Regions from separate parts of the Homo sapiens genome. Here all the other regions are linked to region 3. The links are chromatin contacts, found by Hi-C or POLR2A ChIA-PET in ENCODE. All regions are on one chromosome and are shown on one strand. The core of a region is the stretch at or near the end of the contact, and the rest is flanking DNA. Distances in the headings are between cores, read along the strand shown.

Region 1 (2,700 bases), core at 3-2,502, 180 kb after region 3:
CTAGGATCCCATTAGCTCAAATCCAATTCTGGCAAGTGGCAATGTGGCCCTCCCACTGGGATGTCTCCACACATCCCTCAGCACCAGCTATCACAAGCACTGACGACTTCCAATGCAGAGCTTACAGCCTAGCCTGCTCATCCTCTGGGCCAAGCATGCTGATGGTCCACAAGAGCTTCACTCAGCCTGATTCCTTGAAGGAAAGCTGGGTTAGCCGGCCAGCAGAGGGCAGGGCGTAGTAGCTCCTGTCTGTATTCTCAGCATTCTGGGAGGCCAAGGCCAGTGGATCGCTTAAGCCCAGGAGATCAAGACTAGCCTGGGCAACACGGCCAAACCCCATATCTACAAAATATACAAAAATTTGGCTAGGTGTGGGGATGCACACCTGCAGCCCCAGCTACTTGGGAGGCTGAGGTGGGAGAATCGCTTGAGCAGGGAGGTCTGATCACATCAGTGCACTCCAGCCTGGAAAACAGAGACCCTGTCTTCAAAAGAAAAAAGTGGGGGTGGGGGGCAAACTTGGGCAAAAGGGGCAACTGTGGAGCCACTGCATGGAGGGGCCTCCAGAAGGACGAGACAGGCCCGCGCCACCATGCAGGGGGCTCTTCCTTAGACATCTCCAAGTCACCAGGGCAAACCCTGCCAGGGCACATTCCAACATGCAGCGGGCTCTTCCTTAGACATCTCCAAGCCACTAGGGCAAACCCTGCCAGGGCACATTCCACCATGCAGCACACAAGGGTTTCAGTCTGCACAGTCCCCGGGGTCAGGCAGTGTGTCGACTCCCAGGTGACAGATGAGTGAGCATATCTGCTCCTCACAACTCTCCTAGACTTCCAGTCTGCCTATGAGGCCTCTTGTTCACCCCCACACTTGCCTCAGGCCCCATTCCACTCATGAATCACAAACAGAAAAGGCCACAAAAACCAAGGGAGCCAAAGAGTTGTCCAAATGGCCCCTTGATGCAGCTACCTTCATCCTGGTGATCATACTCTGTCCTCTGTGCCTGTCACTGAGTAGACTGGCTTTGTGCAGAGATACAAAATGAAACTAGGAATAACAGTATTTTATATTAATACTCCTCTCAAAAATATAGTAATGAACTTTGTTCTCCTGAGACTTGGCAGAGTGTAAAGGAAAAAAAAAGATATTTGCTTAGAACATTAACTCTGAGTAGTTGGCAAACCACCAGACACTGACGGAGCTGGCACATCCTTTCATGTGGTGCTCATCAGTCGAAGTGCTCACACCCTGAAAGGGCCCACAGAACTGCTGCAATCAGCCACACTGCTTGGAATGCGACTTGGTGCCCCAGTAGCAGCAGCAGTACCCTGTGCGGGGTGCAGAAGCAGCTCTCAGAACACAAAATGCAAAACACATGCTTCCCTGCTGAGCCATGCTAGAGTCGGCAGGGCTGGCAAGGGGTGGGGGCTGCCTGAAGTCTCAGCACTTGAAGAATAGGATATGCTATCTCTAGCCAAAGAGCCTAGAAACTACTGCTGACAGAGCCACGGGCTGCATGTGCTCCACTGTGGGCCACAGGTACTCACAAATTTCAGTGGTGGTTGGGTATACAACATTTGTCCAGGGAGAGCTTGCGCCTGTGACACCAAAGGCTGGGTCTGCGACTGTGGCGGGAGTTGTGATGGTTGGTTCTGAGCAACTGGAGGCTGCTGGGGCTGTGGTGGCGGCTGGTGGTGCTGTGTGTGATGCATCTGCTGCAGCTGCTGGGGCAGAGCCTGGGAGGGCGGAGGCTGTGGCTGCTGCATCGGTGGCTGCTGAATTGGTGGCTGGGCCTGCAAAGCCTGCTGCTGCTGCTGCTGCTGCTGCTGCTGCTGCTGTTGCTGTTGTTGGAGCTGCAGCTGTGCTATTCGCTGCAGCTGCTGTTGCTGCTGCTGTATCTAGAGACAGAACAAGCAGCACTCGGTTATCACTCATCTGCCTCTGTGGCACCAGCTCCTCCCTGTGACAGTCTGGGCCTCAGGAAGCCCAGGTGGCCATCTGCAGAGCCATCAAGAAAGCCTTCCTGGCTGGGTGCAGTGGCTCACGCCTGTAATCCCAGCACTTTGGGAGGCCGAGGCGGGCAGATCACCTGAGGTCAGGAGTTCGAGACCAGCCTGGACAACCTGGCGAAACCCCGTCTCTACTAATAATACAAAAATTAGCCAGGCATGGTGGCTCACACCTGTAATCCCAGCTACTTGGGAGGCTGAGGCAGGAGAATCACTTAAACTGGTGGGGCAGAGGTTGCAGTGAGCCGAGATCACACCACTGCACTCCAGCCTGGGCAACAGAGTAAGAGGCAAAAAAAAGTCTCAAAAAAAAAAAAAAAAAAAAGGCCTTCCTGGGCTGACAGGCTGACCTCTCACTCACACGGGGAGGGGCACATCTCCCACAGAAAGGCTCTGGGCCCCCCGAGGCCAACACCAGCTGCCTTCCTGACACCGGGGAGGCACCAAGTGTGTGCCTGGGCTCTGGTCTACCATTCCACTAGGATGGTTCAAAGGGCATACCTAGAAACTTCAGCAAAAGATGACAAGGAATAGGTACAGCTCCATGGAAGCTAGGATAAAAGCTGGGGCAACTGCAGATTTCTGAAGCCTCTGCAACGATGCTTGCTTTGCCCCTATAGGTCAGTGGCATGAGCCTCACGGTGACGGTCAAGGTCTGCTTGTCAGCAGGAGAAGGAAAAGTGTGGCT
Region 2 (2,700 bases), core at 60-2,559, 230 kb after region 3:
CTCTACTAAAAAAAATACAAAAAAAAAAAAAAAATTAGCCGGGTGTGGTGATGGGCGCCTGTAGTCCCAGCTACTCAGGAGAATGGTGTGAACCCGGGAGGCAGAGCTTGCAGTGAGCCAAGATCACGCCACTGTACTCCAGCCTAGGCGACAGAGTGAGACTCAGTCTCAAAAAAAACAAAAACACAGGCTGGGCATGGTGGCTCATGCCTGTAATCCCAGCACTTTGGGAGGCCGAGGTGGGTGGATCCCCTGAGGTCAGGAGTTCGAGACCAGCCTGGCCAACATGGCAAAACCCAGTCTCTACTAAAAATATAAAAATTAGCTAGGCATGGTGGTACGTGCCTGTAATCCCAGCTAATCGGGAGGCTGAGGCAGGAGAACTGCCGGAACCTAGGAGGCAGAGGTTGCAGGGAGCCAAGATTGTGCTACTGCACTCCAGCCTGGGTAACAGAGTGAGACTCCATCTCAAAAAAAAAAAAAAAAAAAAAAAAAATAGAACAACTGCTGCCTGTGAGGATAAATGAGGATAAATTTCACACATGATGCACACAATTGCACAGAGGACTGTAATCCCAGCACTCTGGGAGGCTGAAGCAGGTGGATTGCTTGAGCCCAGGAGTTCGAGACCAGCCTGGGAAACATGGCAAAACCCCATCTCTACAAAAAACACAAAAATTAGCAGGGCATGGTGGTGAGCACCTGTAGTACCAGCTACTTGGGAGGCTGAGGTGGGAAGATTGCTTGAGCCCACAGGAGGTCGAGACTGCAGTTAGCCGAGATTGTACCACTGCACTCTACCCTGGGCAACAGGGCGAGACCCTGTCTCGAAAAAAAGATGGCACAGAGTGTGATTGCACAGAGATTCCAAATGTCTCGGCTGGCCATGGAAGTCAGAAGAGTGGTGCACAGTTTGCCCTGGCTGGGTGCAGATCTGGGGAGTATCAACAGTTCTCTGGTGGCACACTCAAGATTGGAAGTATGCGTGTCGTTCACTGTGATAGGGATTATACCTCAATTTAAACACCCCATGAAATAAGCAAGAGCTCTGAGCCTGTGCCTCAGGACCCTGCCCTGTTCTTTGGTTGGCCTGAATGCCTACTACAGAGCACTTGGCAGGGACTTCTCCCTCACACGAATCAAAGCAGACTGACAGCACTTGCAGGACGTATGGTGACCCACCGAGGCTTCTGAGGACGAACCCTGAGTTCTACTTCACAACAGGGGCTCTGTCTCACACATAGCAGACTCATCACTTCCTCAAAGGTCATGTCTGATGAGGAGGACTGAAAGGAAGCTTGGAAAGAGCAAAGAACAGAAGAGAAGGGCAGCGGGCACGTGGGATGAGTCACTTCTTAACCTACAAGCACTGCTTTCACCCAGCCCCCAGAGCCCACCAACATAAGAAGAAGCAAGGGGTACGTAGGCTGGGAAGAACAGAAGTTCCAGGGGTGGGGGCCTTGCTGGTCCCCTGCCTTTGGCCCAGATGTCCCTCATTCCCCTTCAGCCCTCCAGCTCACACTTCACTCTTGTGTGAGCCCCTATCTCTCCCCCAGATTCATAGGCAGAGCTCAGAGAAGCTGCTGGGGCCAAGGATTAAAAGTGAACAAATCCTGCCAAAGAGAAGGGCTAGTTAAAAAAAAATTAAAATTAAAAAGACAGAAACAAATAAAAGGAAACGAAGCCCAGAAGGAGGAGGCCCCCAGGGAGTATGGGAAGATGGTAAAAGTGAGAATGAGCTGGTGAATCCCAGGGAAGAGGATGCCTGAGTGCTTTTACTGTCCTTGCAACTCTCTGTACATTTGAAATATTCTCAAAATAAAAACCTCAGGCCGGATGCAATGGCTCACGCCTGTAATCCCAGCACTGTGGGAGGATGCGGCAGGCAGATCACCTGAGGTCAGAAGTTTGAGACCAGCTTGGCCAATATGGTGAAGCCCCATCTCTAATAAAAATACAAAAATTAGCCAGGTGTGGTGGTGCAGGCCTGTAATCCCAGCCACTCAGAAGGCTGAGGCACAAGAATCACTTGAACTCGGAAGGCGGAGGTTGCAGTGAGCCAAGGTCAGGCCAGTGAGCCGAGGTCAGGCCACTGCACTCCAGCCTGGGCAACAGAGCAAGACTGTCTCAAGAAAAAAAAAAAAAAACACCCTCAAAATAAGGAGACATGGGGCTTGGAAAGAAGGTAAAGCATCTTCTCCAAGGACTCACTGCCCTAAATAACAGAGTTATTGTACCTCAAGCCCTTAACCCAATCACAGGGCCTCTATTAACAGCCCTGCACCTAGACTAGAAAGAGAGTCATTACTAAAGTTGAGGCGAACATCTCCCTTATGGGGTGATGGTTTAGAGGTAATTATGCCTTGGCTGCTATTCTATTCCCCTCTGTTCTCTAGCCTGTACTCCCCTTTGTCTTTAAATAAATGTCTCAGGGCCAGGCACAGTGGCTCACACCTGTAATCCCAGCACTTTGGGAGGCGGAGGCAGCAGATCGCTTGAGCCCAGGAGTTGGAGACCAGCCTGGACAACATGGCAAAACCCTTACTCTACAAAAAATTACACAAATTAGCCGGGCATGGAGGCACACACCTGTGGTCCCAGCTACTTGGGAGGCTGACGTGGGAGGATCGCTTGAGCCCAGGAGGTGGAGGTTGCAGTGAGCCACAATCACGCCACTGCACTTCAGCCTGAGTGACAGAG
Region 3 (2,700 bases), core at 83-2,582:
GCCAGTGCATAACCAAGGCAGTTGGTGTCAGGTTTGTCTGGCCCTAAGAAGTGGGGCTGGCAGGGGCCTGGGGAGCCTTTCTGACCAGGCGTTGCTCACCTTACTGCAATGAGCCTGAGGAGGCCAGGCATCCTGCTGCAAGGGCCTCCCGACCTCCTCCTTCAGCTGGCCTGAAGCAGATATGGGCTCGGGCTGGCAGCTGAGGGGGCTCCTAGAAGCAGACCTTCCTTGGAGGTTTGGCTCTTGGTCCTGAGAGCTGGCTCTTGGTGCAGGTTTCCCCACTTGCTCTGGAGCGGGACTGTGCTGAAGACCATGCTGGACATCCTGCAGACCCTGTCACTGTCACTGAGCGCTGTGAGTGTCCCCAGGAGACCTAGGGCCCAAACACCACCCGCTCTACCACCACCCCGCCGGCCCTGTCCGCCCTGTGTTGTGGCATGCTTCTCTGACAATAAGCCTGAACATAATTAATGCTACAGGTGTCGAGTTGGGGGTGAGGGGGCCCAAATCCACCTGGTGTTTTGCAATAAGTTGCATCAAGTATGGAGGCCTGTCACAGACAGACAGGTGGTGGGTAGGGGTGGCCCATGTGGTTGCTAGTGGCAACTTGGGGAAGGCAGTTTGGAAGAGGGAGTCTTGCTGTGCTTGCAGGATATTCACAAGGATCAGCCTTACTATGACATCCCCGACGCCCCCTACCGGATCACGGTTCCTGACACGTACGAAGCCCGTGAGGTAGGCCCGACACGATCCCCTGCACTAAGGGCCATCTTTACCACAATTCCCTGAGTATTTCCACGAGATGGTCAACCTGCATGAGCTCACCCAGTCCCCAGCAATTTGAGGTGTGGGTGGTGCTGGCCCCATCCCCCAGTGAGGAGACCAAGCCATTGCCAGGCTCCACCGAGTGCAAGGGGAGCTGGCTGCCCCCAGGTCGCTCTGTCTTCCAAGCCCAGCTCCCCCACCTCAGCCATGTTGACTCAGCTGTGTTCTCGGTTTAGCTGCCAAAGAGGTCTTCAGCTACCAGCCAGTTTATAGCCTCTCGAGTCTGCGTCGCACAAGCATGATTTTCAGGTGGACTTCACTTCTCTGAGGTGCACTGACATTTTGTTATTGTGGTAATAGGGGATCATGCCTTTGACTTGTGCTATCCAATGGGGAAACTGGCAGAATAAATCACTCCAAAAGAGGAGGATGTACTGGGTCTCTCCTCTCCCCAACTCGGTCTCAGAGCCCTCACTGTGGCAAGACTGCAACTCAGCTCACAGCTCCTTCAGCCTGGGCTGAGTCATGTCCTACCTCTGGACCTCTGCCAGACCAGCTGTCAATGGGGAGTTTCCCACAGAGTGGTGTGGCACCGAAGAGGATTTTGCCACGCAGAGCCTGCCCTTCCATCCAGTCCCAGACCCAGGACACAAGTTGCACAGTGTCCCTGTGACATGTTATTCTTGTAGATTCTGCCACAAACCTTGTGCAGGAATTACATACAGATCATAGTGTGTGTGGGCTTCCTGGCCCCAGGGGCCTTGAGGTTCAAACTTAGTGGCTGTGCTAGTCTCTTGGGCTTCTGTAGCAAAAGACAATAGACTGGGCAGCTTGAAAGGTCTTGACAGACATTGATTGTCTTACAGTTCTGAGGGCCGAAGTGTAAAATCAAAGTGTTGGCAGAGCTGGTTTCTGTGGAGACCTCTCTCCTTGGCTTGTGAATGGCAGCCTTCTCCCTGTGTCTTTACGTGTTCTTCCCTCTGTGCACACCCTCCTCCCTGCCCCAGTATTTCTGTGTGTCCAGATTTCCTCTGCACACACGTAAGGAAGGATACTGGCCAGATTGGATCAGGACCTACCCTATCAGCCTTTTAATTGAATCACCTCTTTAAAGCCCTATCTCCAAATGAGTTCCACTCTGAGGTACTGGTACCAGTTAAGGCGCAGCATAGGGATTTGGGGAGACATAGTTCAGCCCATGACAGTCACTACGGCAGCTCAGATGAACTGACCTCGGGTTGTTGAGAAGCAGCTTCACCCTCTTCCAGAGCATTGTGAAGGACTTCGCTGCACGCTGTGGGATGATCCTCCAGGAGGCCATGAAGTGGGCACCTACCGTCACCAAGTCCCACCTGCAGGTACTTGAAACCATCAAAAGGCAATTGCCATAAGCTCCTTCAAACTCCCAAAAAAGCTTTACAGAGACATGAAGAACTCAAAATCCAAATAGCACTAGTGTGAATGGAGACTGGAAGCATCAGTCTAGGGCCTGAGAATAATAGATGCCTCAGAGGCTGCTCTGTGTGTTAGGAGCGCCTGTGGGGCCAGTGCTGGCCAGGGCACAAGGAGGGCATCTGACGGCTCACACCAGGTGAGGTGCCAGGTCTGTGGCAAGACTTGGGGGCTGCTCACGAGAGGAAGGGCTTGTGTGGTGGATGTGGGAGGCTGCCAGATGGCAGCATCTCTAAGTGCCAAGTGCATTGCTGGCACCTGTGCCCAAAGGCAGGGGCCTGACCAAGGCTGGTGGAGCAGAGGCAGAGTTGGGGACTTGTGTCCCATTAAAGCTCCACATAAGCTGCACATGTAGGTGCATGGGAGTCTTTCAGACAAAAACACTGGTTTGGAAACTCAGATGGCCACGAAGTAAACCATGTAATGCCACAGGGTGTGAGAGGAAAGAATTGCCTTAAAAGGAATCAAAGATGAGAAAAATAC

Evidence for each region. Hi-C counts contacts between places; a loop is a spot of excess contacts on that map. ChIA-PET counts read pairs that join two places held with the same protein, here RNA polymerase II (POLR2A). Pooled maps may share reads with other maps.
Region 1: a map of chondrocyte shows a loop between it and region 3 (5-fold over the local background). The contact joins two enhancer-like sites. A Hi-C loop is called at or near these places in 5 of 168 maps with a recorded cell type or tissue (B cell, K562, chondrocyte and 2 more), 8 of 37 single-sample maps with no recorded cell type and 15 of 50 pooled maps. POLR2A ChIA-PET finds 5 or more read pairs at or near these places in 5 of 52 experiments (GM12878, H1, K562 and 2 more).
Region 2: a pooled map shows a loop between it and region 3 (2.4-fold over the local background). The contact joins two enhancer-like sites. A Hi-C loop is called at or near these places in 1 of 37 single-sample maps with no recorded cell type and 3 of 50 pooled maps. POLR2A ChIA-PET finds 5 or more read pairs at or near these places in 7 of 52 experiments (BJ, GM12878, K562 and 4 more).

The regions. Positions count from the first base shown.
Region 1 is chr22:20,565,668-20,568,367 of GRCh38, reverse strand. MED15 (mediator complex subunit 15) reads right to left here. Exons shown (of 18, transcript NM_001003891.3): 7 at 1,551-1,901. Among named protein-coding and RNA genes, the nearest start is that of MED15, 59 kb to the right of the region's middle. Within about 2 kb of position 1,252, at least 17 of the 41 ENCODE cell types and tissues checked have a DNase peak (open chromatin) inside an H3K27ac peak, as active enhancers do.
Region 2 is chr22:20,518,885-20,521,584 of GRCh38, reverse strand. The region is part of intron 1 of MED15 (mediator complex subunit 15); the gene reads right to left. Among named protein-coding and RNA genes, the nearest start is that of MED15, 13 kb to the right of the region's middle. Within about 2 kb of position 1,309, at least 5 of the 41 ENCODE cell types and tissues checked have a DNase peak (open chromatin) inside an H3K27ac peak, as active enhancers do.
Region 3 is chr22:20,749,328-20,752,027 of GRCh38, reverse strand. It overlaps PI4KA (phosphatidylinositol 4-kinase alpha), which reads left to right. Exons shown (of 55, transcript NM_058004.4): 26 at 273-354; 27 at 652-735; 28 at 2,034-2,123. Among named protein-coding and RNA genes, the nearest start is that of SERPIND1, 23 kb to the left of the region's middle. RefSeq lists enhancers at 1-561, 1,583-1,702. Within about 2 kb of position 1,332, at least 11 of the 41 ENCODE cell types and tissues checked have a DNase peak (open chromatin) inside an H3K27ac peak, as active enhancers do.